6 separate regions of the Mus musculus genome follow, and all the other regions are linked to region 6. Evidence: chromatin loops called from intact Hi-C (ENCODE). Cell type or tissue: heart. All regions are shown on one strand.

Region 1 (5,000 bases), 410 kb before region 6:
GAAACGGAAGTTACAGACACCACCATGTAGGTGCTAGGAACAGAACCCAGGTCTTCTATAAAACTGCAACAGCTTTTAACTGCTGAGCCATCTTACAACCTCATTTTATTTTCATTATAATGCATGACTTTTTCATGCATTTTTATTACATTGTGGGAGTGTGTGTGTGAGAGAGAGAGAGAAAGAGAAAGAGAGAAAGCACAACCATGGATGACAGAAAACAACTTTCAGGAGTCACTTCTCTCTTTCTACCCATGTGGGTCCAAAATTGTCAGACCTTGGCAGCAAGTGCCTTTACCCACTGAGCCATAATGCTGGGCCCAAACTGTAGGGCTTTGTTTCCTTTTGGGGTTTGTTTTGTTTTTTGTTTTGTTTTGTTTTTGAGGCAAGGTCTCCAGAGTCGTTGGAAGTGCTGGGAAGAGAGGAAGACACCATCAGCCTGACAATTGGTATTTTTGTGTGAAGGTGGGTATTAAACCCAGAGCTAGTCACCTATTGGGCAAACCTTCCACCACTGACTGATAAAGTATGACTATTTGCCTTCACTATTCTGCATATTACATACACAGGCACATGCACTCAGTATGTGATCCTAAAAAGCAACAACTCATTATGAAATAAGAGATGAGTAGCGACAGTGTTCAAGGCTATATGTGACACCACCAGACTCAAACAAAATAAAGATGAGTAGGTGTTAGATAGCAGTTTTCAAGTAGAGTGTTTTAATGTGAAAGATGTACAGGCATCTTCTCTAGGTATCTAAATGCACTAATTACTGTTACAGCAAACAATGATACGATCATACCGTGGTTTTTCTACTTTTAAAACCAACCTATTGACAAAGTTAGGACATGTAATTATGGCTTCTAAATACACTGCCAAAGTCACAAAACCTTACTGTTTTTTTAGACCTTGTATGACCTCAGAATATATTGATATGAGATCTTAATTTATATAAAAAATACCATTCTTCAAACTAAATTGTTAATGCTACAAATTTTTATCTTAAAAGTAATTACAGGAACTGGGCGGCTCCCTTTGTTAAAAGTTTTTTTCTATGCAAGCATGAGGACTTGCGTTTAAATCTTTAACCACATAAAAAGCCAGACGTGGCTACACATAACTGTAATCCCGAAATTAGGGGGTGAAGATAAGTGACTCCCCAGAGCTCACTGGCCCGCTAGTCTAACCTTAAAGCAAAGCTTCCAGTTCAATCAGAGGCTTTCGGGCGCTGGCGGCTCTTGAGCGCGGGTCAAACGGCCAGAACCCGCCACCACTCTGGGGCCGGGGCTGGGCGGAGGGAGTGCGGGCGCGCGAGGAAAGGGCCAGAGCCACTCCACGACAATGCGTAACTAACACTCGCCGCCACCCGGAGGTTTTTCGAAGGCTGGTGTCTCACCCCAGGCTGGCGCAAGTCTCAGTCGGATTCACAACGTGAAGATCCGCGCGCTTCTGGCCCACCGACCAATCGCAGAACGACTTAGGCAGCATAACAAGGGACCAAGAACCAACCAGACACCCTGATGGGCGGACCTCAGTGAAAGCAAGCAGCTGAGCGCGCGCAAACAGTTGCTAGGGACGCACCGGACACCCACTACAGAGCCTCGGAGGAGCCAAAAGACCCGATTTCTTCGCGCCTTTCCCCCCCCTCCACGCCCCACTCCAAGTGACTGCAGTTTACTCTTACGGGAGAACCGAGGACGGTGAGCGACGTGCAGCCCTTCTTACGACGGCCACCTTTCCAAGGCGAGGACAGTGAGAAGCGGACGACACAGTGGCTCGCCGTGGGCTGGAGGCCGCAAACGTGAGCCCCAGGACCGGACCGCGGCCCCTCCCGCCTTCTCCAAGCATCCCCTAAAGGTGGCCTGTGGCACCAGTGTATCAGCACGCAGGCGCAGAATAAACTGGTTTCCCTCGCCTACCGGCTCACCGTGAAGTGAGGCTCCCGAAGTCGGGGGTGCAAGTCTAGTCGGCTTCACCTGTGGCCTGTAGAACTCTCCTGTCCGCAGTACCTCTACGCCTCCGAAGTTGGCATAGTGACTTGAGCGAATCCGCAAGCTTGAAGTGTCTCCCATGCTGCCTAAAGACTTTCCGGGATGTCTGCTTTCTTCGTGCTCGCCTAGACTCTACTCATTCATCAAACCCCTAACCCAGGTGGAGCCGGAGCCTGTGGGAACTACAATCCCCATGAAACACTGCGCCCGCGCAAGCATTGTCAGCTCGCGCTTCTATACTTTGTTCCATTGGCTGGCCTATTGGACCTGGAATCCTGATTGGCCCATGGCCTAAGGCGACAGATTCCGGAAAGGGAAAGAGCAGCCAATATGGCGGCAGAGCGCGGCGCGGGGCAGCAACAGTCGCAGGAGATGATGGAGGGTGAGCGGCCCCTGTGGGTGACCGGGGAGCGGCGAGCTTCGGGCTGGGCGGTCACGGCCTCTTGCGGGATCGGAATTCGGCCTCCAGCCTCCGGCCACAGCCACAGAGCTCTGACAGCTGCCAATATGGCTGGACAGCCAGGGAGGCTCGGAGCCCGGGAGTCCCGTCCCGAGGGCGGTAGCGGCCAGAAAGACAAGACCCTGGGGAAAAACGTGGCGCGAGCCCGCCCAGGGAGATTGGCAAGGAAGCCGTGGCTATAGGAACCTAGTCTTAAAGCTCCGAAGTTGACAGGCGAGGGGGCAGGGAACCGTCCTCCGTCAGCTCACTGGGAAACTGAGGCTTCAGGCGTGGGGAATCTACGAAGTCCAGTTTGTTCACGCGGCATGAATGGAAAAGTCTGCTTTGAAGCGAATGGGTTGTGGCAGAGAGATGGATAAAAAGGAGCTCCGGAAATTGAGTTTACAAGGCGTTGTCTTGTTTTCTAGGCATGCAGTCTAGTCTATATTCAACTTTCTTCCTTTTTTTCCTTGTGTTGGATTATGTCATATACATATGTAACATACATATATGTTACACGTGTGCATGCTTTTGTATACAGTTGTGTAGATACATGGTCATTACATGCGTGCATATATGTGTGTTAGTGTATACGAACAGACTTGTACATATGTACATGTACTTAACCCTACCCATTGTAGCATTAGGCAAATCTTAAATGTCTTTGAAAGACTCCACTATTTTGGTGAGGATTATTCACTTTTGGAAGGTCACTCACTTTTCTGGGAGGAGTACTAGGGAAGAAGGTTGCAGAGCAAGGGGCAGAGATGTGGAAGAAAAGACCAGTGAGTTTGAGAGCAGTGGGGCTGCCCTGAGATGGGCCCTGAAAACTCACTAGATGTCATCCAGACTGGGGTCCAGTGGGGAGGACCAGTATCATTCTGGAGAAAGGAAAACCAGTCAGAAGCAAAGGAGTATGGAAAGGTGACCTAAATTAGCAGTCATGCAATGGGGGTTGAGAAGAGCCAACAAGGAACGCTCTTAGAGAGACTTGAAGGAGTCGTGCTAGAGGTCTTTTGTTTCTAACCTTTGAATCTTTCTTAAGGAGGAAATGTTTCTTCCTAGCCCCCTCTTTCCTCCTCCAATACACCTCTCCCCTCCTTCCTCACTAAAGGGCAAATACACAAGCCAAGCTGTTTCTCTCGTCCACCCCCACACATGTCATTACCAGCTGACACTTAGGTTTCTATGGCCTATGTCTTTTTGGAGTTTTTTTTTTTTTTTTTTTTTTTTTTTTTTTTTTTGTGGCGTTTTTGTGTGGCTTGGTTTGGGTTGGGTTGGATTTGTCGTTGTAATGCCTTTCTTTTGTCTTTTAAGACAGGTTCTTGCCATTTCCGTGGCTGGCCTGTGTAGACCAGGCTGAGCATGTTTTGCCACCTTCTCTATCACTGCTAATGCCTTAACTCAAACCTTCCTCGTCTTGATAGATTTCATTGCCTTTTGCTAGCCTATTCTACCTAGAGCCTTGTAGTCACATTCTTGCACAGTGTCGCAGGCTCTGGAACCTCTCTACTGCCCTGAGGATAGAGGCACAGGGGGAGATACAGAGACTGTAACACAGAACCTAGTTTTCCTAACTCTAGATCACAGACTGTAAAGTGCCTCTTGGTAACTCATACATTCTTCTCCGTGTCATACACATGAGCTACTCTTGTGTCCTTTCTTATTTGGTCCTGACAGGAGAAGGTACTCTACTAACTCTGGTCTACAGAGGGGAATATTGAGGTTTAGAAAGGAAGATCATTTGCCAGAGCCATGTTTCATTGTTGCTTTGTTCATAACTCAAAATCTGTTTTATTTACTCCAAAAAACTTTGCATGATTAACTCTATCCTGTGGTTATTTAACACCAGCAGTTTACCTGGGGCTTCTGCCATTTTTTGAGACATTCTTGTTTTCATTCACTCTGCCCACAGTCTCATCTTAGCTAGTCTTGATTTCTTTTGGAATGTGGGCCTGAAAATTTAACCATTTATCTTGGCCAAATGGATAGTGAGACATCAATGAAGGTATGTGGCAGAAGGGTCACAGTGAGATGTGAGAAGGGTCATCACATCAGATGTGAGAGCCTCTTGGAAGGTACTTCTGTATCTGGTGTCATTAGTGTTTCCCATTGTAGATGATCCAGATTTCAGTTGACACTTGTCAACTCTTTACAAGTTCTCAGAGGGGAAGGATGGCATGTTAATTGTCTCCATGTGGCCTCCCAGTTACTGTCTCTGTATCTTAAATACTATTGGATGTAGAAGACATTCAAATGTTCATAAACTGAATTCAGCTTTAGAAAAAGAGTCTTGCTGACTTACACCTGTTGTTAATCTCCTCTGTGTTCCTCACATTGTCACATGAAGTAGATGTGAATTGTCACCATGTGATGTGTGGGTTCAGTTGACAGGCGGGTTGAATCTGAAGAATCAGGTGATGAGGAAGGGAAGAAGCATGGTGGCGGCGGCATCGTGGCAAACCTCAGCGAGCAGAGCCTGAAGGATGGAGTAGATCGGGGTGCAGAAGACCCAGAAGGTACTAGGTTTAGTTAACCTTGAACTCACCCAATGGGGCAAGTGTGTT
Region 2 (5,000 bases), 47 kb after region 6:
CTTAAAGGAAAGTGAGAATGAAGGAGAGAGAACCTGGATGCCCTTGGGTTTGATAACACCAAAAATCAAAGTAATTCGAGAACTGACAGCCTTGGAAAATGTAGCTGTGCCATGTAAGAGACAAGCCATAGAACGGGAGACAGGATGTATAAAAGGCATAGCTGAGGGCTGCAGAGATGGCTCAGAGGTTAAGAGCATTGCCTGCTCTTGCAGAGGTCCTGAGTTCAATTCCCAGCACCTACACGATGGCTCACAATTATCTGTAATGGGATCTGGCACCCTCTTCTGGCCTGTAGGCCAGAAGCTGTATGTGTAATAAATAAGTGTAAGAAACAAAAAGAAAGAAAAGCAATCCAGACAATAAAAAAAAAAAAAAAAAGCATATCTGACAAAGGACAGACATACAAAGTATATTCTCTGCAAATGCAACAATACAACAACACAACACCAGCTAACTTAGCTGGGTGGTGGTGGCACATGCCTTTAATCCCAGCACTCAGGAGGCAGTGGCAGGTAGGATGTCTGTGAGTTCAAGGCCAGACTGGTCTACAGAGTGAGTTCCAGGACAGCCAAGGCTACACTGAGAAACTTCATCTAGGAAAAAAAGAGAAGAAAATGAAAATAGCTAGCACTTAAAAGGCTGAGAAGGAAGGGTTATCGTTACTTAGAGGACACTCTGAGCTACAGAGGGGACCAAGTATCTTAAAAACAAAGACAAAAAACAAAAGGCTGGGGGCTGGAGATGTGGCTCTATGGATAAACTGTTTGCCATATAACAGGAAGACTGGGGTTTGGATTTCTAGTACCCCAGAACCCAGATATAAGCCAGCAGGAAGAAAGACATTTAGGGAGACAGACAGGACCCAGAAGCACAAAGGCCAGTGTATCCCAAAATTATCTCAGCTAGGCATGAGGCCAGCCTGGTCTATAAGGCAAGTTCCAGGATAGTCAGGGCTGTTATGTAGGGAAACCTAGTATCAAAAAAAAAACAAAACCAAAAACCAAACCAAACCAAAAAAAAAAAAAAAAAACTTTTAATAAAACAAAACAAGCCGGGTGTGGTGGTGCACGCCTTTAATCCCAGGCAGAGGCAGGCAGATTTCTGAGTTCAAAGTCAGCCTGGTCTACAAAGTGAGTTCTAGGACAGCCAGGGCTATACAGAGAAACCCTGTCTCGAAAAAACAAAAACAAACAAAACAAAACAAACCTTGCCTCAGCAGTTAAAAGCACTTACTGCTCTTGCCAAGGACCCAGGTTTGGTTCCCAGAACTCACATGACAGCTTACAACTCTCAGTAACTCTAGTTACAGGAGTTGTCTTCCTTGGGCAGCAGGTATGCATGAGGTGCACATACAGGTAGCCATTTATATTACACAAAAACGAATACATATTTTTTATGAGGCCAGCCTGGTCTATAAGGCAAGTTCCAGGATAGTCAGGACTGTTATGTAGGGAAACCTAGTATCAAAAAAACAAAACCAAAAACCAAATCAAAAAAAAAACCTTTTAATAAAACAAAACAAGCCGGATGTGGTTAAATACGATGGTCAAATACGACGATGTTTTATCTCAAATACGGCGATTTTTTATCTCAAATACGACGATTTTTTATCTCAAATACGTCGATTTTTTTATCTCAAATACGGCGTCGAATGGTAGGGTAGAGGAAACCTCCCAAGCTGGCCTCTGGTCTCGACGTGCGGGTGTTTGCACACATGCCACACACAGGTGCTCGCACCCTTGCCACACACAAAAGTGTGCATGTTACAACCGGGGAGCAACGACGCAGGTCTTTACACTTGTTCCCAGCGGTTTGCAGAGAAGAGCAGGTGCACGGAGTGATCCTCTAGTTCCGTTTTCTTTTCCAAGTAGGAATTCAGAAGCTTGCCGATTTCCGTTGATCTTTCTAGAAAGACAAAGATACACTCGACTGAAGTCAGACTCTTCACCTGAAGTCTACAGGGGTTTGCACTTAAGTTCTCTCCTTGCACCTACACCTAACTTTCAACCTCCAGACAGCTTTGGACCATCTCTGAAGCCAAAGAAGTCTCCCCGAGAAAAGGAAGTAATGTACGTGCAAGTCTTGATTTCAAAAGTACTTGTAAGACTTTTGACTGGTTGGTTTGAAAATTAAAATATCCTGCAAAGTGGTTGTTCCAATTCCCAACCTACTTAATTTGTAGGATCAGGGGTTGGTGTCCAGTGTACAGGGCGCAAGGCCAAAAGTCAACCTTATGTTCCCTTTTCAGTACTTTTCCACCTTGTGTTTTCAGAGAGGAGCTTCTACCTGAAGCTCAGTTTTGGCTGAACTGGCTGGCTCACAAGTCCCAGGAACGAGTCCGTCTCACCTCTCCAGCGGTTGGATAAGCAACCGTACTAGGTTTTTTTTTTTTTTAACCTGGGAAACTAAACCCAGGCTCTCATTTCAGCCTGTATTTTATTAACTAAGCCATCTCCACCAGCCGGGCCCTCCCAAATCAATGACCAATGAAGAAAATGTCTTCCAGGCTTGTCTGCTGGCCAATCTGGTGGGGCCAGTTTTCTCAATTGAGGTAGCTTGAGTCAAACTGACATAGACTAGCCAGCACACGCATGCACAATAATAAATAAATAGATGTTCTAAAAGCTTTTAAAGATACTAAGACTACAACCCAAAGAGAGAGTGAGGGAATTCTCCAGGCCCACCCGCGCACCGGGGAAACGCAGCAGCTCCGCTCTGTGGCCCGAGGCGCACAGCGCGGTCACCAGCTTGAGGCCCTGCGTGGTCTTGCCAGCACGGTCCACACCCTCCAGCACGATGAGCGCTCCCCGACGCGACGCCATCGCCCGCACAGCACCGGTCAACTTGCCAGGTTCCCGCCAATGTTAGATGCAGCAGAAGCCCGGCGTGCACGGAAGCCCTGCCCTCTTCCGGTTGGAAAACGAATTCTGTGGCCTGCGGGGAACAGCTTCCGGACGTGACGTAATCTAGGCCCGGGAGTCTGCAGTTTAGCGAGCGCCAACTCGCGGAACTTCCGTTCGCCGCTCCCGAAGAGCACCAATCTTAAGGACTGTGGTTGCGCAGGCTCTGGTCACGTGGAAGTTCGAGACCTGTAACGGAATCAAATTTTTATGCCCCTAAGCGCGCTACTGAAGGGTTCTAAAAGTTTCTTATCACACACACACCTGCGCGCGTACAGGAGCCATGTGATGATCAGGCTCTGAAAGGAGTTAAGGATAGGAACATCGACCCCCAAGATGTACTTTCTGCAGCATTTTCGAACCGCTCAGGAATTTTCCTTGTCGTTTTAGTGTAAGTTGGTGGAAGGAAATGGGTTTATTTGCAGCGTGGGCAGAATTGAAACCACCCCCCCCCCTTTTAAATTCCTTTCCCCCTAGCAGTGTTTTTACAGACAAAATAAAGTCAGGGAAAATACATGAGCAGGAGGCGGGCAAATCTCTGTGAGTCTGAGGCCACTTACATAGTTTCAGGCCAGCCAGGGATACATTGTGAGACCCAGGCTCAAAAACCCAAACAACAGTACTCTAGAGGAAGAGAAAAAAGGATCCGCAGTCAAAGGCTGGGCTGGGTTATGTTTTGCCTAATGAACAAAGATTCCATACCCAGCACAGAATAAATTGGATATAGTGAGTGACATAGCCTATAAACCCAACATTTGGGAGGTAGATCAAGGTTTATGCAAACATTTGAACTAACACCCAAAGAAGTGACACAGATGCCAGACACATATGTAAAAATGTGCAACACAAACATATTGTTAGGAATCATGAATTAAGATAATTTCACCTCTTCGAGAATAGCCCAAATCTACAATTCTAACCCTTCATCATGCTGGTGAGGACGTGGAGCGAAGGAGACTGTCAGTGCAGAGGAGAAGGCAAAAACGGTGTGGAAGATAGCTTGGCTGTTTCTCAAGAAAGCACTCTACTTTTAACATGAAGTCAATATTTACCCAAATGGGTTGGAAACTATGTCTGCACACAAATGATTGTATCAGCTCTAGCCACATTTGCCTAAATATGGAAGCAGCTAAGATGTCCTCCAACACGCAAACTGATAAACTGGTAATTACACAGTGAAATAATTTTGAAGTAAAAAGTGAATTATCAGTTACTTACTAGGACATGGAGGAACCTGAACTGTATAATGATAAATGCAGCCAGTCTGAAAAGACTGTGTACTGTAAAATGCAACTACATGGCATGTTAGCAAAGCAATACTACAGAGACTCTAAAACGTTTATTGGTTACAAGTATGCGTGTGTGTGTGTGCGCGCGCTATTGTAATAGACCAAAAGAATTAAAGGCAGTGAAAAATATTCTTCAGGATGCTATAAGGGGGATACTTAATACTTCTCAGAAATATTAGAGCCCACCAAGAGTGGACTCTGGTAAACCCTGGATTTTAGTTATATTGTTTCATTAACTGTAACAGAGTTGCCGTAGGAATGTAAAATGTATTTTTGCAGGCATCGAGGGGTGCGTGGCTTCTTCACGAAGTGCGAGTCAAAGCAACCGAGGTCCAGCGTGGGCACGCCCCCCTCGGGACCAGACAGCCACAAAGAGCATGGAAGTTAACCGATGCCTGTGAGGGGGTCTCCTTCCGGGAGGCCCCGTCAGCCAGGAGAAACCACAGGCAGCGGGTGTCTGAACAACGCGGGAAGAGCGGCAGGTGTCGGCTGGCAGGTTTGGCGCCAGCACACGTGCAAGCGGAGTCCCCTGCCAGGGCTTGGAATCCGGCTGGGCCAGAGACAGAGCTTCCACATTGCAAACTGCGAACCGAGCACATCGCCCATCCGCGTTCCCTCAGGGCAAGCCCCACAGCGCCGCCTGGCGACCACAGCCGGCCGGAAGCCTAGGGGTGGCCCCTGAGTTGCCCCGCCCACTTTCCGGCCAATCGGAGCACGCGGCTCATGAATAGTGAGCGCGCGGCGCCGCCCCGCCCCGAGTCCGCGGCACCGCCCGCTCGCGCAGACCCCGAGCGTGGCCGAGGCGAAGAT
Region 3 (5,000 bases), 300 kb before region 6:
TGCAAGAGGGATGAAAACACGGCTCAGCAGTTAAGAGAACTTACTTAACAATTAGGAGAACTGGAATTTGGATCCTAGCACCCATGTAACAAACTGGGCATCCATATAAACTTCTGTAGAGCACACACACACACACACACACACACACACACACACAGTGCAGACACACCCCTCTTTCTAAAAAGAGGGTAGAGAGATGGCTTAGTGGTTAAAAGCCTTTGCTGTTCTTGTCAAGGACCCCATCTTGATCCCCAGCACCCACATGTAAGCTCACAACTGTTTATAACTCCAGATCCAGGGTATCTGGTGTTCTTTTTTGGTTTCCCTAGGCACCATGTGATAAGCAGACATAAATGCAGGCAAGACACACATACACATAAAAATAAACTTAAACCCCACAGACTAAGTGTGTGGCACAGTGGTTAGAGCATATGATTAACATTCATAAACCCTGGCTTTGCTCCCTAATGCCATAAAAATTTGTAAAACTGCAATTGAAAAAAAAAATAAAAAAATTAAATTGTATAGGATTAGACACAAGAACCTGAAATGATATAATTAAAAGCATGAAATAAAGAAATAACCCACAAACATGACATTAAATAAAACAAACATAAGAATGAACAACAGAAAGATGGTTAAGAATCATGGACTGGAATTTGAGATCTGACTATGTAGCTTGGTGGAAAATTGCTTGCCTAACACGTGGCAGCTCCTAGGTTTGATTCCTGGCCCACCAAAATAACTTAAAAAAGAGTCTTGTTTCCTCAGTTTCTTCAAAATGCAGAATTGTTCTTGGAAATGTGTTTTTGTGTTCCTCCAAGGTGTAGTGGAATAAGTTTACCTCAGATTATTCATTATTGCTTGCTGATGTTATTGAATTAAATGCTTAAGCTATCTTTTATATGCTTCTATGGAAAAACACGTTTTTGCCATGTTCAGCTTGTCCTTGTGATTGTACACTTTATTCATGTGACTCTTAATCCTCAGTGTAAAAATGTCTGATGCTCTGAATAAAGTTGGCTATTGCATGAGAGTTTAGTCAGCCTCACTTATGGGCTCCATTCTCCCAGGACCCACTGTCTCCTGAATGGTGACACTGTCTACCTAAAAATCAACAGAACAATTTAAATTGACCTACAACAGACATGCTACAACTAGTTAGCGACAAGGAATGGTACTGTTAGATCACTCATACTGTGACTGGTGACCAGATCTGTAAATATACATGGCCCAGATTATACTTTTATTAATATAAACCCCATCTATGATTATGCTTAAGTAAACCTACAACAATATTCTAATAATGAATATATCAAAATTGACTTTTCCTTCACAGATGTTTATTATTATACATATAGTTCAGCAGCTTAAAACAGTCCAAGTTCAGGGTGGAAAACAAGTAGCTCTCTTTAGTCCACGGTTTCTTTTACATTGTCTTTCTCTCTCCCCGCCCCCCCCCGCCCCCCCCCCCCCCCCCCCCCCCCCGAGACAGGGTTTCTCTGTATAGCCCTGGCTGTCCTGGAACTCACTTTGTAGACCAGGCTGGGGTCGAACTTAGAAATCTGCTTGCCTCTGCCTCCTGAGTGCTAGTGCTGGGATCAAAGGCGTGCGCTACCACGCCCAGCGTAACCCAAAGTCTTCTTATGTGTGTGGTGGGATGCATGTATGCCACAGCTTGCAATGGCAGTCAGAGGGCAATTTTTGGGAGTGAGTTCTCTTTCCATTGTATCAGTTCCAGAGTCTAAAAGAACTCAGGTCATTAGAACTGGGGCAAACACCTTTACCCATATTGAGACATCTTGCTAGCTTTTTTGCTTAATTAAAAATTTTATTTGCAAAACACATGAAACTGAAGAAGAACGAAGACCAAAGTGTGGACACTTTGCCCCTTCTTAGAATTGGAAACTATCACCCATGGAAGGAGTTACAGAGACAAAGTTTGGAGCTGAAACAAAAGGATGGACCATCTAGAGACTGCCATATCCAGAGATCCATCCCATAATTAGCCTCCAAATGATGATACCATTGCATACACTAGCAAGATTTTGCTGAAAGGACCCTGATATAGAGCTGTCTCTTGTGCTGGGGCCTAGCAAACACTTAAGTAGATGCTCACAGTCAGCTATTGGATGGAGCACAGCGCCCCCAATGGAGGAGCTAGAGAAAGTACCCAAAGAGCTAAAGAGATCTGCAACCCTATAGGTGCAACAACATTATGAACCAGTACCCTGGGGCTCTTGACTCTAGCTGCATATGTATCAAAAGATGGCCTAGTCCGCCATCACTGGAAAGAGAGGCCCATTGGACACGCAAACTTTATATGCCCCAGTACCGGGGAACGCCAGGGCCAAAAAAATGGGAATGGGTGGGTAGGGAAGTGGGGGGGGAGGGTATGGGGGACTTTTGGGATAGCATTCTAAATGTAATTGAGGAAAATACGTAATAATAAAAAATATTTTAAAAAAAGAAAAATATTTTATGCCTGCTGATGGTGGTGGCAGTGCATGCCTTCAATCTTAGTGTTGGGGAGGTAGAGGCAGGAGGATCTCTCTGAGTTTGAGGCCAGCCTGCTCTACAGAGTGAGTTCCAGGACAGCTAGGGCTACAAAGAGAAACCCTGTCTTGAAACAAAAGGAGTAATTTACTTTATTGAGGGCATGCGTTTATATGTGATTTTGGGCATACATATACCACATGATACATGAGGAAGTCAGAGGACAACTTAAAGGACTTTGTTCTCACCTTATTCCTTGTTGAGGCAGGGTCCTGTTTCACCAAGTATTTGTATCCACTGAGGCATCTCAGCTATTATGGCTTGTTTTTCTTCCCCTAATTATGTCAGTTTCTCTTTAGGAAGTGATAGAAAGGATATCAACTTCAATGTCTGGTATCCTGGCTTATTTCTTAGGGGGCATGTATTTCTTGGTAATGTCTATTTATTTTTTAGTTCAGGATTCACTAAACAAAATGAGCAGACTATATGAAGAACATCAAATGTGCTGCCATAATTCCTTAGTTTAGAATCTTGCTCAGCTATAATTCAGGACACCTTGGTTAAGTTATCACGAACTGAACTTTTACCTGTCACATTTGTAAATCTAGGTGAATAGGTGGATTTCTGTAAGTTGTGATGTTAACTATAAGAACTTATCCTAGAGTAGTATTTTGCTGTTTAGAATGCTAGCAATAAATTTAGTGGAACGTAGTCCACTAAATGAATATATTTAGTATTTAGTGAAACTCTATACTAATTTAATGAATATTAAAATAATCAGCACATATACATACAGCTAACAAATACACTTTAAAAAAGGATGTATGTCAGGTAAATAAACTATACACACACACACACACACACACACACACACACACACACACACACACACACTTCTAAATGGTTTAACCAAGTAGAAAAAAAAATAAGTGAACAGATTTCTACAGAAACGAAGCAGACCATTCTTAGACCTAATCGACCAAACCTCCAACCCAGTGAAAAGTCAGATAGTGTCAGATCCTGCTAACAGTCTGCTTTCTGGTTGCCCTGAGTTATGTCTCCCATCAGGGATGTTGTAGTTCAGGAAGACTCCACTGGGCTTACTCTCCTAGTTGATTGTTTATGTAACTACATGTAAAAATAGTACAAATAATGAAGCAAGAATGAAATATTTCTAAACATTGTTTATTATAAACAAATTCAGCTTTTAAAATGTTAATAAGGGAAAACTATCTTTAAAATCTCAAATAATACGATTTTTATTTGCTCTTAAGTTTCTTAAGTTCTGGATCTACTTTTTAAAAAGGCATGGAAAATTCTAGAAGCTATATACCTAAGTCTGATTTACCTAAGAAAGTAGGTGGAACTTAATCAGCAGACCTATTTCAAGCAGGAGGACCGAGGTCTCAGCACTTTACCCAACATTCAGTAAGTGGCAGACATCAAAGCCTTGACTACAGTCTTGTAAGAGGACCTCAACAACTTTATACCCAGTGCCACTGAACAGAAAAAGACAATTAACTCCGTGTTTAAAAAAGGTTGTATATGTCTAGTATCTTATTGGATGGCCACTAAGTCATATAGAGACAGAAAGAAAGAAAGAAAGAAAGAAAGAAAAAAAGAAAGAAAGAAAGAAAAGAAAGAAAGAAAGGAAGAAAGAGAAAGAAAGAAAAGAAAGGAAGGAAAAGGGAAGGGCAGCGGAGGGGAGGGGAGGGGAGAGCTTCATGGTACAAGACAAAGCAATGATGTTGAGAGGGCAGCACATGAGAAGCAGTTATGTATTTATATGCTGCTCACCCAAAGGGCTCACAAATGTGGTGCCCTTTACCTTCAAAGTAGAAACACCCACTTGAAAAAGGAAAAATGGTAGAACTGGCTTCTGTGCCAGCAAGTAAGTTCAATTCCTAGCATCACAAAACACCAAAACCAGCACATGAACCTGTGCACTTTGGGAAAACAATAAAGAGCTGCTTGGAGAACATGGAGAGCAGCGGCAGCTAAGTTCTGTTAATCAATAGCACCATACTCAGGAGTAACCTGGCAGTATATGGTCTACCTATTCCTACCCCCCCCCCCCCCCGCAACAAACAGGCCTCGAAAGTGATTTTATAAATCATTTCCCGGCATCTTAACCCATGAAGATCACCTGACTTGCGTGGTTCCTTAGGCTTCTTTTTCTGTTCTTTCATTTTTTTCTTCTTCAAGACGGGGTCAACTATGTTGACCTATGACAACCCTGGCTGTCCTGGAACTCACTCTGTAGAGCAGACTACCCTCAATCTCACAGAGATGGTCGGCTTGCCTCTGCCTCCCCTTGCCCAGCAGGCTTCATTCACAGAATCTCTGGCTTTACATGACATGAAGTCCACAGCAACCCAACCTCAATAATTCATAGTAGTTTGGCAAAGGGGAGGAGAAGTGAAATGGCTGTGAAGGAGAGCTTTCCCTCCAAGTTACTACTTTAATACTCTCACTAGAAACACCACTGGACTATAAGAAACAAA
Region 4 (5,000 bases), 280 kb before region 6:
TTTAGAAGGCCGATAATCACTGTTTGTCAGCCCACTTGGAGTTTCTCAATACAATAGAAATGGTTCCAAACATTTGCTAAATTTGCTATCTGTAAGCTGATCAGTGTGAGCCACAGAAAGGAGATCCAACTGCAGTCTATTATGAATCATGCAACAGGCTATCACTAAAAAGCACAAGAGCCATGAAGAAAGAGAGAGATATAGGAACCAAGCCAACAGAGACCAGACCATGCCAGTGCCATAGCACCTTCGCTGTCTCAAAGAACCTGGGACAAGAACTAAGTGTGGCCACGACTCATCAAGAGTGTTGCATCTCTTTCTGTTCATCAGAGCTAACAGAGCTTCTAGAATCAAGTTAAGTATTAGGAGGCATAGTTATACTCTGTAGCCCAGGCTGGCCTTGAATCTCTACATCTACCTGATTAGCCTCCCAAGTGTTGGAATTATAGACACATACCTTCTACCATTTCTGGTGTGTAGCTGTTTCTTTTCAAAGGTTGCTTTTTATTTTATGTGAGATTTGTCTAAATACATATATTGGCAATGAAGAATCTATCTTACAAAGTATCATAGGTCATCTCAATGGTCATAATCCTGTCCAACCTGTCAGACTGAGAAGGTACTGAATATACACCATTAAGACATCTTCATACAATCTCAGCTAAGCCCTCTACCATTCAAGAAGTTAACCATATGTTTGTCCAATTCTCAACCTTTTGCTGTATGCCATTGGCTATAATATTATACCTTCCCTTCCCTACTCTTTCTGTTTACAACACTCCTTCCTGCCAACTCTACCTGGAAATACTCTGTAATCATTCTTTAAACTCCAGTTTCAGGACCATTATATTTTTGGGGGAGGAGCGGGGAGACAGGGTATCCTGTAGGTCAAGCAGACCTTGAACTCACTATGTAGAAGAGCTGACACTGACCTCCTGATCTTTCAATACACAGTGCTGATTACTCCACAATACAAAGCGCTGGATTACTGATTTACAATCACATTCTTTATGAAGGATTTTCAACAAGTAATCATAGTCTACTTCCTATCTCTTTTACATATTTCCACTATGGGCTTTGCAGTAAGTAATCATAGTCTATTTTCTATTTCTTTTATATACTCTCATTATGGTACAAATTAGCCTGCAAAATAAGCTTTCTTTCGCAAGTGTTATCTTCTACAGGAAATCATAAAGAGCTAGAAAAAAGGGAAAAATGATGTTTTTCTATCTCTGCACCCCCAGAATCCCTAACATGTGTGGCACTCGGCTCTTTAATGTTAAAGAAATGAGGTTATTAGGCTGATATTAGACATTTAGAAGGTCAAAATAAAACTAAAAGAAATGTACTTGAAAGCCTATTTGGCCACTGAGAAGTGGGCCTGCCCACAAGAGAGAGAGGAAAAAAATAAGGATCTGCTTGTGTGTGTCCCTGTCTATTCTGACCTGTCTGCCTCTTTCGGGTATTCTCAAGATGAAGTAAGTGTCTAAGCAGTGCAGGCCTCTAACCAACGCTACCAACAAAGCTTGGGTGCCATTGGAAATTACTTAACTGGTTTTCAAAAATACTATTTCTGAGACTGGAAAAGATATGCTCCATTATCTCTAAGTTTAAAGATGTCATAATAGGTTAAGAGTTGTTTTGAATCCATAAGTAGTAATTCACTTAAAAACAAAACAAAAGCCCAAAGCCCCTTTTAGAGCTACATTAAATGACTGCTTTTAAGTATCCCCATAGCTAACATAATTAACAAATTTAGCCTATGGGTACTTTAAATCTTCAAAACGTAAGCTTAAGCAATAGGTTTCACCCAGTGTTTTCCTATTCACACCCGATTCCATAATAGAAATTTAGCTTGTAGCTACTACTAGCTTCAAACAAAATTTTGTGACTGGTTTAACTGGGCTTCAGAAAGTTACTAAGAAAGTGGCTCTTTAAATGGACACCAACAAATATGTGAAGTCATTGTTTGAGAGCTTAAGGTGACTAGCAAAACCCAAAGCTGAAGGGCGAGCCAAGTTGTAAGTGAAGATTATAACCCTCCAATTTTCCCCATGCTTTATCCTTGTCTGTAAAGATAATAAAACCCAAGACAGTCTCCTTTGGTTCAGTTATATCGTATGCAAACACATGCCCAGTCGACCCTCCAATCTTCTAATTCAGACAGGATATGCAGTGTAGCCTCGAGCACTGGGATACTTTACTCAAAGTAATAACGCACAAAAAAACCACTCCCTCACAACAAGGCATGTGTCAGAACAGTTCGGAATACCGACACTGTGCATATCACCCACTAGGGTTGCGCGATTGCTGTTTCTTCTCTGGGGAGGTACTCTAGGGTGTTTTCCTATAGAAAGGCCTTGGTGAAAGGCCTAAGGTAGGAGTTTACGATCGCTGACCAGCCAGGGGACCTCCTGCGATTGAAGGGAAGGACAACCCGAGCCAGGCCGCAGCCCAGTACTGCACCTTCCCAGCCAGCTTCAAGCCGGTCGCAGAGAGCAGGGCATGCCGCAGATCTCTCCGCCCGCCCCAGTCTGAAAGAGGGTAGGGGGCCGTGCCGGCTCCGCCCTCCCCCGCGGGGCATGGGCTCACGACCACACAGGAAGGCCACGTCCCCAGGGACAGGCACCACTCTATGGTGTGCATGGGGGGGGGGAGACCCACGTGACCAGCACGTAGCCAATCCCGGGACGACAGCCCGCCATAGAGACGGCCGCAGAGGCGGCTAGAGATGCCCGCCGGCAAGTCACAAGCGCCCGCCTATCCCGGCTCGGTGTTCCTAGCTCGGTGCTGCCGCCATCTTCCAGGAGGAAAGGATAGAGGCAAAGGGCTCCCTCCCCTTCACTGCTCCGCACTCACGCTGCCACCTGCCCGCCCCCGGTCGTCTCTCGCTCTCAATGGACACCTTATTCCTCCTTAGTAAATATCCTTCCCACAACTCTAGTTTCCCATAAAGCGGAGAATCTCGTTACCTGCTCCTCTTTTATTAGCGTGAGGAATCCAAGCTCATAAGGTAGGAACTGTGGCGAAACAGGAACAAGACGCCATCTTGGTAAAGGAGAAGAGGCTACGCTTGACCTCCCCCCGCCCCCAGCCTCTATATGGCCAACCGCCGTGGGAGGGGCACAGCGCCTGCGCAGAGGCGGACGGCAGGATCGCGTCCACGCTTGCGCTCTGCATGCAACCGCGGAGGAGGGGACTACTCGGGGCCCAGGAAGGAGTTGGCAAGGGGCGGGACGGCGCGATGACGCCATCTGTTCGCGCGCGCTCTACTGGGCGGGGCAGGTCCGTGCTCTCGCCTGACGAGCGTTCTCCGGCGTGTGAGCGGGTAAGTGTGTGGCAATGTGTACCCACTGTCGCGCGGGCTCGAGTTGAGCTGGCTGTCCTGAGAAAGGGCTAGAGTTCTGCCCTCGCCCGGGCCGCCTAGGCGGTGATAACGGGTACGGAAGTGAGCGCGTGGGGGAGGGGCGGCCGCACCCTTAGTCCGGGGCTCCAGCGATGGATGCCTGGCTGGCGTCGTCCCTTCGAGGACAACTGGACGGGCGGCCCCCATCTGGGTGATCCTGCTGGCCAGGTCCAGGGCATTGGGGCGGGCGTGGCTGGGCCCAGTGAAGTTATGGCGCACAGTCCAAATACTATGTGGTGGAGAGTCGGGCGTTAGGTTCACATCTACGAAGCACTTGCGGGGCCATCTTCCCACGTAACGGTGCCATTTCGTCCTAGGGATGAAAAGGACTAGTCACCCTGGGATGTTAATGAAGTTCCCCAATTTAAGGCAGTGACAGGAGCGTTATGGAGTGGTTTGTCTGCTGTGGCCTTCCCCGAGGTAGTGCGACGCTAGACAAAGGGCTGCAGCCCTGTAAGTGACACGGGAAAGGGAGCATGGAGTGGAGGCCTTTGACTGAGAAGCCATGAAGTCTAACTCTGAAGCGGACCGCAGGCCCAGACCACGCCTGGCCCTTTTGTATCTTCCGGCCTCATTTGTTAGTGGCGCCTTGCCTTGTCCTGTACTACGTTTCCAGACTTTCAACACATAGAACTTCTAGTTCAGACCGTTGTGGTCTCTATGGCTGGTTTTAACCCAGTTTACTCCTCGTGTCTGGAGCGCAGTTAATCTCGAACATTCTCTGTCTAATGTTTATCTGTTGTGTAGTTCCTGTTCGCTGCTTGTTATTAGTTAGGACTCTCACTGGATTCGATATCCTTTAGACGGTTTAAGTGTTTCTCTGGCGTCAAATATTGGGGTCCCTACTGTCTATCAAGGGATTTAAGTTTTAGGTTTTCAACCGGGCGTGGTGGCGCACGCCTTTAATCCCAGCACTTGGGAGGCAGAGGCAGATGGATTTCTGAGTTCGAGGCCAGACTGGTCTACAAAGTGAGTTCCAGGACAGCCAGGGCTATACAGAGAAACCCTGTCTAGAAAAAAAACTTAGGTTTTTTGTTTTTTTTTTTTTTTCCTTAGTAGTGAAAATTGTTTTAGTATCTTAGATACATTTTTAAAATCCGTCTTGTTAACATAAGGAAAAACAGGAGTTTTGAAGAGGTCATAAAGGCTGTTTCTTCATGATGCTTCTAATTTGAGACTCCTTATTTTCAATGGCTTTTCTGGTAGTTGCCATTCAGGAATTCTTTGCAATACCCAGCATTCAAACTGTCAGTGTGTGCTGCTATATCTAATTTTGGGGATGATTTTTTTAGTTTTAAAAGTTGTCCTGATCCTTTTTTATCATTTTTCCACCTAGTGTCCCCCCCCCCCCCCCCTTTACAGAGCACCAGAGGTCAGTAAAGAACAAGAGCTTCTCCTTCTGGGTTTGCTGGGTAGCCTAGGGAAAGGAGGTGGGGCCTCCCTCTATTATCAATCGTGAATGTAATTAAGCTCCCTTTGTTTGTGGCTTGCTGCTCCAAGCTCCATTAAGAGTGTTGTCTTGCATAATGTGCTTGTACAGTCTTCAAATCTAAGAAATCTAAATGGCAAGAGAGTCTAGGCTCTTTGGATAAAA
Region 5 (5,000 bases), 240 kb before region 6:
AGTGTGTGTAGTATAAATGTCTTCACACCATGAACGAAAGGCTTTTCAGATCTGTGCCCCAAGCAGGCAAGCAGAGTCCTGCCTGGTTTATATTCTGGCACTTCCCTCTTCTACCCTGTCTTCTAATGTCAGGCAGTGACCTTAGAAGGGAAGGGGCAGGTGAAGGAGGCAGTGGTGTGGAGAAGCAAAGCAGGTGCTAACTGTGTGCTTTCATTTGCTGCAGGAGGAAGGACTTGATTGATGATGAGGCAGGGATTTACGTTTAATTCAGTCCAAAACTCAGTAGTACTAATAAGATGAAGCTTAAGCATGGTTGTTTATAAATTTAATGAGGAAAAATACATTTGCTCGCTTTGCCTCTTCACATTGCATCACTGTGAGTGATCAGGGAAGTTCATTGTGTGAAGTTCCTATCAAGAAAAGCGTCAATGACTTTAGAGTACCCATGCAGTCCTTTGTTTGGCTTATTTTGACATTAAGTTTGTTGGAGAAAAATTTAAAAACAAAAAAATGAAAGAATTCCCAAGTATTCGGTGTGAGTCCCATGTTTTTGAGTTAAGGTGCTACTTCGGGTCAGCTGACATCTAATATTGGCAGTGTGGATTGTGAGGTCTTGCAGCCACAATTCTAACCCCCTTCAGTTTTACTGCTTTTGCTAACAGATACTTGCTCTTTCACTAAGAAGTAACTTGTACTTGTAGAAATGTATTTTGAAAACATTTCACACTTCAACTTTGTATCCATTTAAATTAACCTTTTTCAATAAAGCACTATTGTTTAGATATTAAATGAGTAGTCCTCTTTTTGAGTAAAGTATGCGGGCCATTGTGAAGATTCAAGACCCCTATTACAACTGTATATCAGAGCAAGATGTTACTTGTATTAATAGCAGGCGTGCTGCGTATATTTTCATCAGAGATAACCCAGATACTCCAAAAGAAATCCTATAGCTGTACAGGTTATCAGATTGTCTGCAGACTACTTGATAAAATGGACAGTAAGACTTCATAGGTAAATTTACTAATTAGAAAATGAAGCAACAACTGTTAAACATAGTGGGAAGTAAAAGTGATCCAAATATATTTCTAATTCTCCATATTTGTAAGAAGAGAGATGAATTAGGAAAACAGTCTTAATTTTTAAAATGTTTGTTTATGTATTGGTTGGAGTTTTTTTTGTGTTTGAGGCAGACTCACTTTTGTAGCCTGGCTAACCTGGAACTCTTTATGTAAATCAGGTTGGTCTCCAACTCAAAGAAATCTACTATCTCTCTCTTTGCCTCTGGAGTGCTGAGATTAAAGATGTATACCACCATGCTCAGATTTTTACGTTTTTCTACCTTTTTATTGTATGTGTATGAGTATTTTGCCTGCCTGCATGTCTTTGTACCATGTGTATGCCTGTCACCCAAGGAGGCTAGAAGAGGAGGGTGTCAGGTCCCCTGGAACTGGACTTAGAGACCGTTGTGAGCAGCCATGTGGGTGCCAGGAACTGGATTTGTGTGTTGTGGAAGAGCAGCCCTTAACAGCTAAATCATCTCCCCAGCCCAGGAAAGTGACTTTAAAAATCTGAATTTGCTCTGGTGAGATGCCTTAGTGGCTAAGAGTACTTGCCTCATAACGTGATCAAACCTGAGTTTGATCTCAGGACTCATAAAGGGAGCAGAGCCACATAACCCCAAACTTTATCCTAATCTGGGTGGATGATCAATCTCTTCGGCCTGGCCTCACTCCGGTTTGTCAGCATGACCCCTGGATTGACCACCCAGTACTATCGGAGTCTTTCTCATCCTCTTGCTCTCTAAGCAGCGTACTGACACTAGGAAATGAGGCTCCTGCTCTCTAAATCACTAGGTTGCTCATGTCAAACCTCATTCTTGCCTTGTCCAGTCCAGCTCCTTTTCTTTTTTTTTTTTTTTTTGGTTTTTCAAGACAGGGTTTCTCTGTATAGCCCTGGCTGTCCTGGAACTCACTTTGTAGACCAGGCTGGCCTCCAACTCAGAAATCCGCCTGCCTCTGCCTCCCAAGTGCTGGGATTAAAGGCGTGCGACACCACCCGGCCCAGTTCCTTTTCTTAATGATGGACATCACAGTCAGTGGCTATGGCAGTGGCTGGTTACAAATAAGGGATAGCCAAGGTGGTGGAGGAAGTTGGGAAGCCTACTAAAATTGCAGACCCAGTCAGCCTGAGCTTCTAGGTTGCCTTGGAGAAGCAGAGAGCCCCCCCACCCACCCACCCTCCAGTGGGCTGAGGCCCTCCCTGCTTATCTTAAGGACTTATTGCCAAAGGCTAGAGTTCTATATGAATCGCTTGGGGGCCTGTGTGGATTTATTTAGCCTAGACTGGTTCAAAGGGCTGGCTCCCTGCAGGCCCATTCGCTTAACCAATGGAAGAAGAAAGTGAGTTTGCTGCAAGTCTGAAGTGGAAGGACCAGAATCCAGTCTCACCATTTTTCATTTCCAGAAAGCCTCAAATCCAGAAAGGAACCGCGAGGGCTTCGAGGACTCTTAGCGTAGCCTGCACCTCAAAAGCGTCCCTTTAGGAACAGCTGGTGCCTAAAGACCACGGTTCCACTATTCCCTGGTTGGGCACCACGGATGGAAGGTAGGAAAGAGCCTAGTAGTCAGGGAGGCCTGAATGCCAGAATAGTCCCGCGAGCTTGAAGTCCAAGGCCCCACCCAGAATCGGGGCTGCCCTGCTTGCCAAAGCCAGGCTGTAGGCTGAGACCCGCCCCTGTGCCAAAAGTCCCGCCCAGGGCCACCCGCATTCCAGAGTCCAGGTCTGGGGTAGTCCTCCCGTTGTTCCAAAGCTGCGTCCAAGATAGAATCCTCCCGTCGCCTTGTCAAAGCGAAGACTAAGACGGAGAACTCGCGGGTTTCCTAAGTCCCACCCAGCACAGAGTCCTCAGGTCCTAAAGCCCCTCCCAGGGCCGAGGACACGCACAGCCCGCCGAAGCCCTGTTGCACCCGCGGAGAAGCTGCACAGCTTTGCTTCTGACTTTATGGGGCTCCCTCGCCCCGCCCTGTCCCATGTGATCACCAATCAGAGCTAGGTGCTGCGCTCGCAGGCGCCGGTCGGGAGGACCCGCCCGCAGGCCAATCGGTGGTGCGTCCGCGGGGGGGCGGGGCTGCGGCGGACGCGCGGCGGGGGCGGGGAAGCAGCTAGCTGTCGGGATCGGGCGGCGCGGGCGCAGGACGTGGAGGAGGCCTGGCTGGCGGCGGCGCAGGCCGGTGTGGCACGGTGAGGACGCGGCGGCCGTGGGCGGGGGAGGGGAGCGAGCCGCGCAGGGGCGCTGGGTTGGGCATGGGCTTCCTTCGTTGGCCGGACCTCAGCGGAACCCGAGCCGGACCAGGCCTGAGGCTGGCCGTCCACCAGAGAAAGTCCACGCCCGGCTCTGAGGCCTTCGTGAGGCGCGCCAGAGTCCGCGTTTGACAACACACGTCTGTGGACGGCCTGTCGGTGGAGGGCGAAGGGAGGGAGAGTCTCGGGTCCAGTCTGGATGTCCGCTGAGGACTGGCTGGAGAGTTGCTTTTGTAGATGGGCAGTCTGGGGAGGGCTGAGAGCTGCAGAGTTCCAAGGAGCCAGGCTGTCAGCAGAGTACTGAGGACAGGAACAGCACACGTGGAGACCAGCTGTCGAGGAAGGGGGGTGATCAGAGTCTCAGCATCTCTCGTGGACACTGAGTGTCCCGTGATGGGTTAAGGGCCACAAGAATGTCCTGCTGAAGACCGCCCCCACCCCCAGGCCAGTGCTCTACAAAGCACCTTGGGAAGCAGCACCCGGAGCCACAAATGAAAGCCCAGAAGGGCATTCTTTTTTCTTCTCGGCCTTTCCTTCAGAACTGAGACTCGGATATTCTTACTCTGCTAAGATCTAGAAACAGTACTGGCCCACTGCCTTTTACTCATCCGAGATTATAAGCACCTTTGCCATTTACACACGTGGCAGTGATTTCTTAAACTCTTTCATGTCCCAGTAATGGTGATGAAAAATTGAAATGAAAACAAGGCATTCGTGAAGGAAATAATGTCGATACACCGTGCTGAGAAAGAATGGAGAGCCTTAAGATTCCGGACAGAATCTTTAAAGGGGTGGCCTTTCTCCCTAGCTTTGTTCTGTTTCCATGAGGTGTTTTTGACTGGGCCACTGTGAAAATATTTGGTAATTAGTGGGTAGCACCGAATTAGAGTCGGTCTTGTGGAGACGGCATTATGATCAGCAGCACAGATTCTCACAGTGTTAGCAAGATGGAAAGGTCATTTGAAATGGGGAGGTATGAAGTAACCTTTACTTGTAGGCCAAATAAAAGTTTTGTGAGTTTCGGGACGTGGGAAGGCATTTGTGAAGCGCTTTGTGGCTGTTTCGTTGTCAGTTCTAAAGTTTTCATATATCCCTGTCCCCCACCGTTTTTTGTTGAGACAGTTTCCATAGCCCGGGCTGGCCTCCAACCCGTCATCCTCCTTTGTCAGCCACCTGAGGGCTGAGTGTAGGTGGAGCACAGGGGTGCGCCATGGCTTCCTATGCATAGCCCCGTTTTAAATAAAGCACGGGAAGACCTTGCCCGGTGGGGTTGTGGATGACTCTCTGGGATACCGCAACCATGTAAACCTCTGCTTCTCCGGTGTCCTTGCCCTGCCACATTGTAGAGATGGTGATTATCGAGTTAGGTTCCTTCCTACAGATTCCTTTACAGAGAGGACTCAGGTGTATCTCTCATTTGCCCCGCCTCAGGTTCCTCATCCATAGAGTGGGTTTAGAATGTATTTACCTCAGACGCTTGTTGCCATGACTAAGAATCAGTTTTTCAAAGCCGCTAAGATGCCCTGCATCCAGTAAGTACTTCATTAACTGTTACTGACAAGTGAAAGGGCGACCTGAGTCAGTGGCAGCGCAGGCTAGCCCTGGGTATTTGTAAGAAGAGCTAGAGACTTGGTGATTCCACAGAGTTATCCCACTTGAAAAGGGGTAGGGTCCAGGGAGGAGCATTGCCTAAGCAGAGA
Region 6 (5,000 bases):
AGCAAGACAAACAAAAGAAAAGAACAGAGCCGGGCGTGGTGGCGCACGCCTTTAATCCCAGCACTTGGGAGGCAAAGGCAGGTGGATCTCTGAGTTCGAGGCCAGCCTGGTCTACAAAGTGAGTTCCAGGACAGCCAGGGCCATACAGAGAAACCCTGTCTCGAAAAACCAAAAAAAAAAAAAAAAAAAAACCAAAAAAGAAAAGAAAAGAACAGAACAGAAAAAAGAGCAGGGAGCATGGCTCCCTGGTAGGAGTACTTTGTATGTCTCGCCTAGGTATTTCTCTTAGTAGGCAGCAAAACCTCCTTTAGGAGCCTGGGTAAACCTTTGGGAAGTTATGCTGAATGTGTCAGTCATAGGTTAGGGTGGTAGTGTAAACCTTTAATCCTAGCAGTTGGGAGGCAAAGGCAGGAGAGTTCAAGTCCAGCCTGTCTACAAATGAGTTCCAGAACAATCAGGGCTATGGAAAGGGACACTGACTCAAAAGAAAACAAACAAACAATCCAAGGCCAGGTGGTGGTGGCCCACCCCTTTAATTCCAGCACTTGGAAGGCAGAGGCAGGCAGATTTCTGAAAAGACCAGAACAAACAAACAAAAAACCCAGTTGTTCTTGGTGGCTCATGCCAGTATTTCCCGAGCTTGGGAGGCAGAGGAAGGACGTCTACAAGACCAGCAGACTAAAACAATGCGATGTAGGCCAACAAGGCAATTCAATGAGACATTGTCTCAAAACACACACACAGACACGTGCCTGTGCACACACACCAAAACACCCCAAAGACAAAAATGGTAAATTTTATGTAGTATTTTACGTCGTAAGAGGAAAACTGGGAAAAAAAAATTAGATGTTCAATAACATGCTTAGTAATTTCTTCCCTCATCTAATGAAGCTATTTAATGGTCACTTAAGGCAAGATTTGTGAGACCAAACTGACTACACATGGTAGGCTTTCTCAGGTGCTCAGAGCTCCACCTGAGCTTTTCCAGTCTCGAGGAACCTGCTGTGGACCAAGACTGGCCTTAATAGGATGGATCTGGACGTTGTAAGCAATGTGATCTTATAACCTTTATCAGTGTTTAGTGAGCTAGATTTCTGGAGTTTCCCCGCCCCAATTTGGGCACTGTCTACCCATATACCATGTTAGAACATGGGGAAGCCAACATCAGTCCTTGCAACACTGCCTCATTTTCAACTGTTAACAAAACTTCTGGGGCATGTTCTATGTGAAATTGTTACGGAAACATTCTGGTTGACTTGTAAGATTGTTTAACGTTACTAGGTTTTGTTTTGAACCAGGTCTTAAGGACTGGAGACTTAATGTAACCCTGTGAACTTTCAACAGATACGTGCCATTCCCATCTTTAAATTTTAACACCAAGTACTAAGAGGTGGCAGGATGTGCGAAGTGACTTCCAAGGCAGAGTCCCTTCGCTCGCTGTTCACTCCTGTTGGAAATCACAGGAGAGGACCAACTGAGGGAGTCTCGAAAGCCTTTGGAAGGCGCGGCCCGCACAAGGGCCACCGAGAACCCCCTGGAAAGCCCTTTCCACGGTCATCCCCCGGGCCTCTGCCAGAGTGCAGGATGCGGGAGGTGATCGGTGCCAGTGCCTGGGCCGCAGGACCCCATAGGAAGGCGATGAGGGCTATGGATGCAGGAAGTAGAGCTGCGTGCGCCGGGCCGCACTCCTGCCACACACCTCCGGGCGGGCTTGCCCCGCCGAGGCAAGAGTGGAGAACTGCCCGAAAGCAAAGATCAGGATTAACCTGAGAAGGCGCCCTTGCAGAATACTCCTGAAATTGGCAGGGCCAGCCCAAATCAGTGCGACGCCCGTTGGTGGAGGTGGCGGAGGGGGCCTCCGGCCGCTCTGCCCGAGGCATGGCCGTGCTGGTCCCCAAAGCCGGCGGTCCAAGCCAAGGTCATAAAGCTCCACGACCCGTCCACCTCCCACAGTTACCCTCGGTTAGCCGGCCCCCCACTCCCGGTCCCCGGAGCTCGGCCCGCCGCGCGGCCTCAGTTTCCCCGCGGGCCCCGGCCAGGGCGGGGGCGTGGCGGACCCGGAGGCGGGCCGCGTACCTGTGGAAGGAGACAGCGCGTTTCTCGCCCTTGCCCTGCCTGTTGGAACAGTTCACGGCCGCGCAGCAGATCACCATTGCGGGCCTCGGTCGTGAGCGCCGCCAGGCTCCGATCCTTGCCGCCCGCCCGCTGGCCCGACCCGCCCCGAGGGAGCGCGGCGACACAGCTCGGGACGTGGGCCGCGGCCGAGCCGTACGGCAAGATGGCTGCGCGCTGCCGCCCGCACCACGCTGCGCTCGGACTGCCCGGCCACGGCGCCGGCGTCGCGGCCGCAGCGGGCGGTGAGTCCGTACCGAGACATGCGCGGGTGGCTGTCTGTACGGAAAGATGGCGGCGCCGGAGGAGCGCAGCTCGGGCCGGCTCCCGGGTGTTCCGAAGCGGCGGCGCGGGCCGGGGGCGGGGCGGCCGCGTCCGGTTAGGAACCACACGCGCCGAGGCCCCACCCCCCGCGTGCCCACCGCCGTACGGCGAGATGGCGACGCCCGCGCTTCCGCTGCGCCGCGCTTGGCTGCCGCGGCTTCCCGTCGCCGTGTCGCGCAGTAGTCCGTCGGAGCGACGGCACGGTCAGTCGGCAGCCGGACAGGGAAGATGGACGCAGGTAAGGAGGGCGGACGCCTGCCCTGTCGCGGGCGGGCTCCCGTGGCCGCCCGCTGGGGCGGAGGCCGGTGTGTTGGGCTGGGCGGGCCGCGCCTCCCCGCAGCGCTCAGTACCGGGTTCGCGGGGCCACTCGTCAGCGCCTCGGCCTCCGGCGCTCGGCCGCGGCCCTCGGGGAGCGTCCCAGCCTGTGGGCTCGCGGCTGCGGGCGTGAGGGCAGGGAGTCTGAGGGACGCATCAGGACGCGGGCACCCTGGTGCCCGGAGAGGACCGGTGCGCCGCGAGGGTGGGCCTTGCGGTGTCCATTGAAGAGCCGACCTCTTTAACTTCTGTCAAGTTGTTGGCCGCTGGTCCAGCTACCACAACATGCACATCTTTTGTCTTTGAAGTTCAATAACCTGTGTAGGTGAGCCCCGCTCCTGTTCTGACAGCGGATCAGTCACATGCTACTTTGACTTCTTGAGGTCCTAATACTGGGTTAAGTGTGGGTGGGTTTTGTTTGTTTGTTTGTTTGTTTGTTTTTAACTGACTCTTGCTTCTGAAGCTGGAGAGTGCGGTTCTTTGTTTATGTTGGCCAGAAGTCTTGGAGATGCAAATCTATCAAATAAGTTGTTTGCTAATAGCCCTAAAAATACCCACCCCACCCCATTCCACCCCACCCCACCCCCAACAGAGGTTCTCTCATTCCCTCAGCAGCGTTAGCGGGTTTTTTTTTTTTTTTTTGGTTTTCTTTTTCTTTTTTCCTTTTTTTAATTTAAGAGCGACCTGCCTTCAAGAATCCACTCCTTTGTGAAGGAGTCCTGCTACCTGATTTCATTGTACTTTTCTTGAATGGCGTTGCTTTTGATGGTTTTCTTCTGACAGCTGTGTTAGAGAAGTAGTCGGCTCTTACTTGGGAGTAATGCCTACAGTTAATACACATTTCAGCAGTTTATGGCATCCGTAGCTGGAGGAAGCAGGAACGTTGACTCCCCAAGATGCATGAGCCAGGTGTATATTTTTTTAAGATAATTCATTTTTTTTTTTTTTTTAGAATGAATAACTGAAGCTGTCACACCACAGTGCCTCTTGGAGGTGTGGAATGGGATAATACATTGAATTACTTAATTATCCTCTCCCCCACTTTTTTTTTTAAAGACAAGGCCTCACTGTTTAGTCTTGTCTAATATGTAGACCATGCTGACCCAAGACTCACAGAAATATATCTGCTTGCTTGTACATCCCCAATGCTGAAATTAAGTGGGTGTTTAATGCTGCTGTGAGATCAAACTCAAAAGACATCTGTGTTTGAAGACTTGTGTTAATGGTGATAAAACACTTTTTTTTAAATACAGTATGATGGTGCAATTTTTCTCCTGATATAATTCTGGGTGGCATTTTATGATCTACCTTCTGATCTCCCACCACCCTTGTAATGTTGCTTCTGGTTATTCTTATAATTGTGTGTGCTGTGTTTGTGTGTTTTCTCTCTCTTTCTCTCTCAGCAGTATCTCTCCACAAAACCCTCACTGTACTAGAACTCAGGATGTAGATCAGGCTGGCCTTGAAGTGCTGGACTTAAAAAGTGTGAGCCATCCTGCCCTACCTACCTTGATCTTTTTATAAACTACATTTGTTATTGGGTATCAGGAGTTTCAATCTAGACATTGGACTAGAAAAATGGACAAAGGAAAAGAAATGCTGTCTGAGGCCCCTGACATTCTCTACAGGAGACCAGAAGTATATAGGCCTGGATGGTGCTTATATGGGAGAGTGATGTGGGCTAGGTTATAGGTGACTGGAACTGTAGCAGGATGGACAAAAACAAATCTCACTTTGGAAGCATATTTAAAGGTTTTTTTGGATAATTCATTATTTTCCCCTTCCCCTACTCCCCTCCATCCCATCTTAAGTACACCTACCCCATGCTCTGTGAAAGTACATTCTTGTCGAGACTAAACCAAAAACTAAACCAAAAACAAAGTGGCATGGAGGTTCATGCCCCAGGAGTTCAGTGAGCTGGAGGACTGGAGAGATGGTTCAGTGGTTAGAGAACTAACTTACTGGTCTTCTAGAAGACCAGTTCAGTTCCTAGTACCTATGTTAGGTAGCCCATAATCCCCGGGACTCTAGTCCAGGGGACCCAGTGCCTAGGGCACCACACTCACATGCCCACATGCAGACATGTGCCTACACTGTTGGTTGGTTTTGGAGATGGGTTTCTGTGCAGCTCTGGCTGTCTTAGAACTCACTCTGTAGGTCAGGCTGGCCTTGAACTCAGAGATCTGCTTGCCCTGCCCCAGAGTGCTGAGATTAAAGTCATGTGCTACCTCCCTCCTCCCACACCCAGT

Evidence for each region. A loop is a pair of places that touch in the nucleus more often than their neighbours do. Peaks named below come from ENCODE experiments on the same cell type or tissue, not always from the same donor. Only the 100,000 strongest peaks of a DNase experiment are listed, where the experiment ranks them.
Region 1: it touches region 6 in a loop (3.0-fold over the local background); 3 of 42 quality-filtered maps call a loop at or near these places.
Region 2: a loop joins it to region 6, with 2.2 times the contacts of the local background. A loop is called at or near these places in 14 of 42 quality-filtered maps.
Region 3: it touches region 6 in a loop (2.3-fold over the local background); 2 of 42 quality-filtered maps call a loop at or near these places.
Region 4: a loop joins it to region 6, with 12 times the contacts of the local background. A loop is called at or near these places in 4 of 42 quality-filtered maps.
Region 5: it touches region 6 in a loop (2.2-fold over the local background); 2 of 42 quality-filtered maps call a loop at or near these places.

What each region holds. Positions count from the first base shown.
Region 1 is chr1:93,341,336-93,346,335 of GRCm38, forward strand. It overlaps Pask (PAS domain containing serine/threonine kinase), which reads right to left and starts at 1,453. Exons shown (of 18, transcript NM_080850.2): 1 at 1,191-1,453. Ppp1r7 (protein phosphatase 1, regulatory subunit 7) reads left to right here and starts at 2,293. Exons shown (of 10, transcript NM_023200.3): 1 at 2,293-2,376; 2 at 4,821-4,952. The coding sequence starts at 2,325. It overlaps Mir6902 (microRNA 6902), which reads left to right and starts at 4,757; the gene lies at 4,757-4,820. In heart, a CTCF peak has its summit at 2,392; DNase peaks (open chromatin) are centred at 1,526 and 2,266; H3K4me3 peaks cover 3,303 bases; H3K27ac peaks cover 1,816 bases.
Region 2 is chr1:93,799,005-93,804,004 of GRCm38, forward strand. Dtymk (deoxythymidylate kinase) reads right to left here and starts at 2,930. Exons shown (of 5, transcript NM_001105667.1): 1 at 2,694-2,930; 2 at 1,798-1,906. The coding sequence starts at 2,823. Ing5 (inhibitor of growth family, member 5) reads left to right here and starts at 4,961. Exons shown (of 8, transcript NM_025454.2): 1 at 4,961-5,000. The coding sequence starts at 4,999. In heart, a CTCF peak has its summit at 2,915 (motif pointing left); DNase peaks (open chromatin) are centred at 2,937 and 4,887; H3K4me3 peaks cover 3,232 bases; H3K27ac peaks cover 2,877 bases.
Region 3 is chr1:93,448,135-93,453,134 of GRCm38, forward strand. It overlaps a transcript of Hdlbp not described here. Among named protein-coding and RNA genes, the nearest start is that of Hdlbp, 4.9 kb to the left of the region's middle. In heart, CTCF peaks have their summits at 2,151 and 3,588; no DNase peak of the experiment used is centred here.
Region 4 is chr1:93,475,741-93,480,740 of GRCm38, forward strand. Septin2 (septin 2) reads left to right here and starts at 3,253. Exons shown (of 13, transcript NM_010891.2): 1 at 3,253-3,328. It also overlaps a transcript of Hdlbp not described here. In heart, a CTCF peak has its summit at 2,796; DNase peaks (open chromatin) are centred at 2,691 and 3,261; H3K4me3 peaks cover 3,734 bases; H3K27ac peaks cover 3,081 bases.
Region 5 is chr1:93,508,945-93,513,944 of GRCm38, forward strand. It overlaps Septin2 (septin 2), which reads left to right. Exons shown (of 13, transcript NM_010891.2): 13 at 1-789. Farp2 (FERM, RhoGEF and pleckstrin domain protein 2) reads left to right here and starts at 3,160. Exons shown (of 27, transcript NM_145519.2): 1 at 3,160-3,240. In heart, no CTCF peak of the experiment used is centred here; DNase peaks (open chromatin) are centred at 3,087 and 4,477; H3K4me3 peaks cover 2,083 bases; H3K27ac peaks cover 1,690 bases.
Region 6 is chr1:93,752,381-93,757,380 of GRCm38, forward strand. Thap4 (THAP domain containing 4) reads right to left here and starts at 2,458. Exons shown (of 6, transcript NM_025920.3): 1 at 2,077-2,458. The coding sequence starts at 2,153. It overlaps Atg4b (autophagy related 4B, cysteine peptidase), which reads left to right and starts at 2,525. Exons shown (of 13, transcript NM_174874.4): 1 at 2,525-2,674. The coding sequence starts at 2,665. In heart, no CTCF peak of the experiment used is centred here; DNase peaks (open chromatin) are centred at 1,631 and 2,571; H3K4me3 peaks cover 2,735 bases; H3K27ac peaks cover 2,194 bases.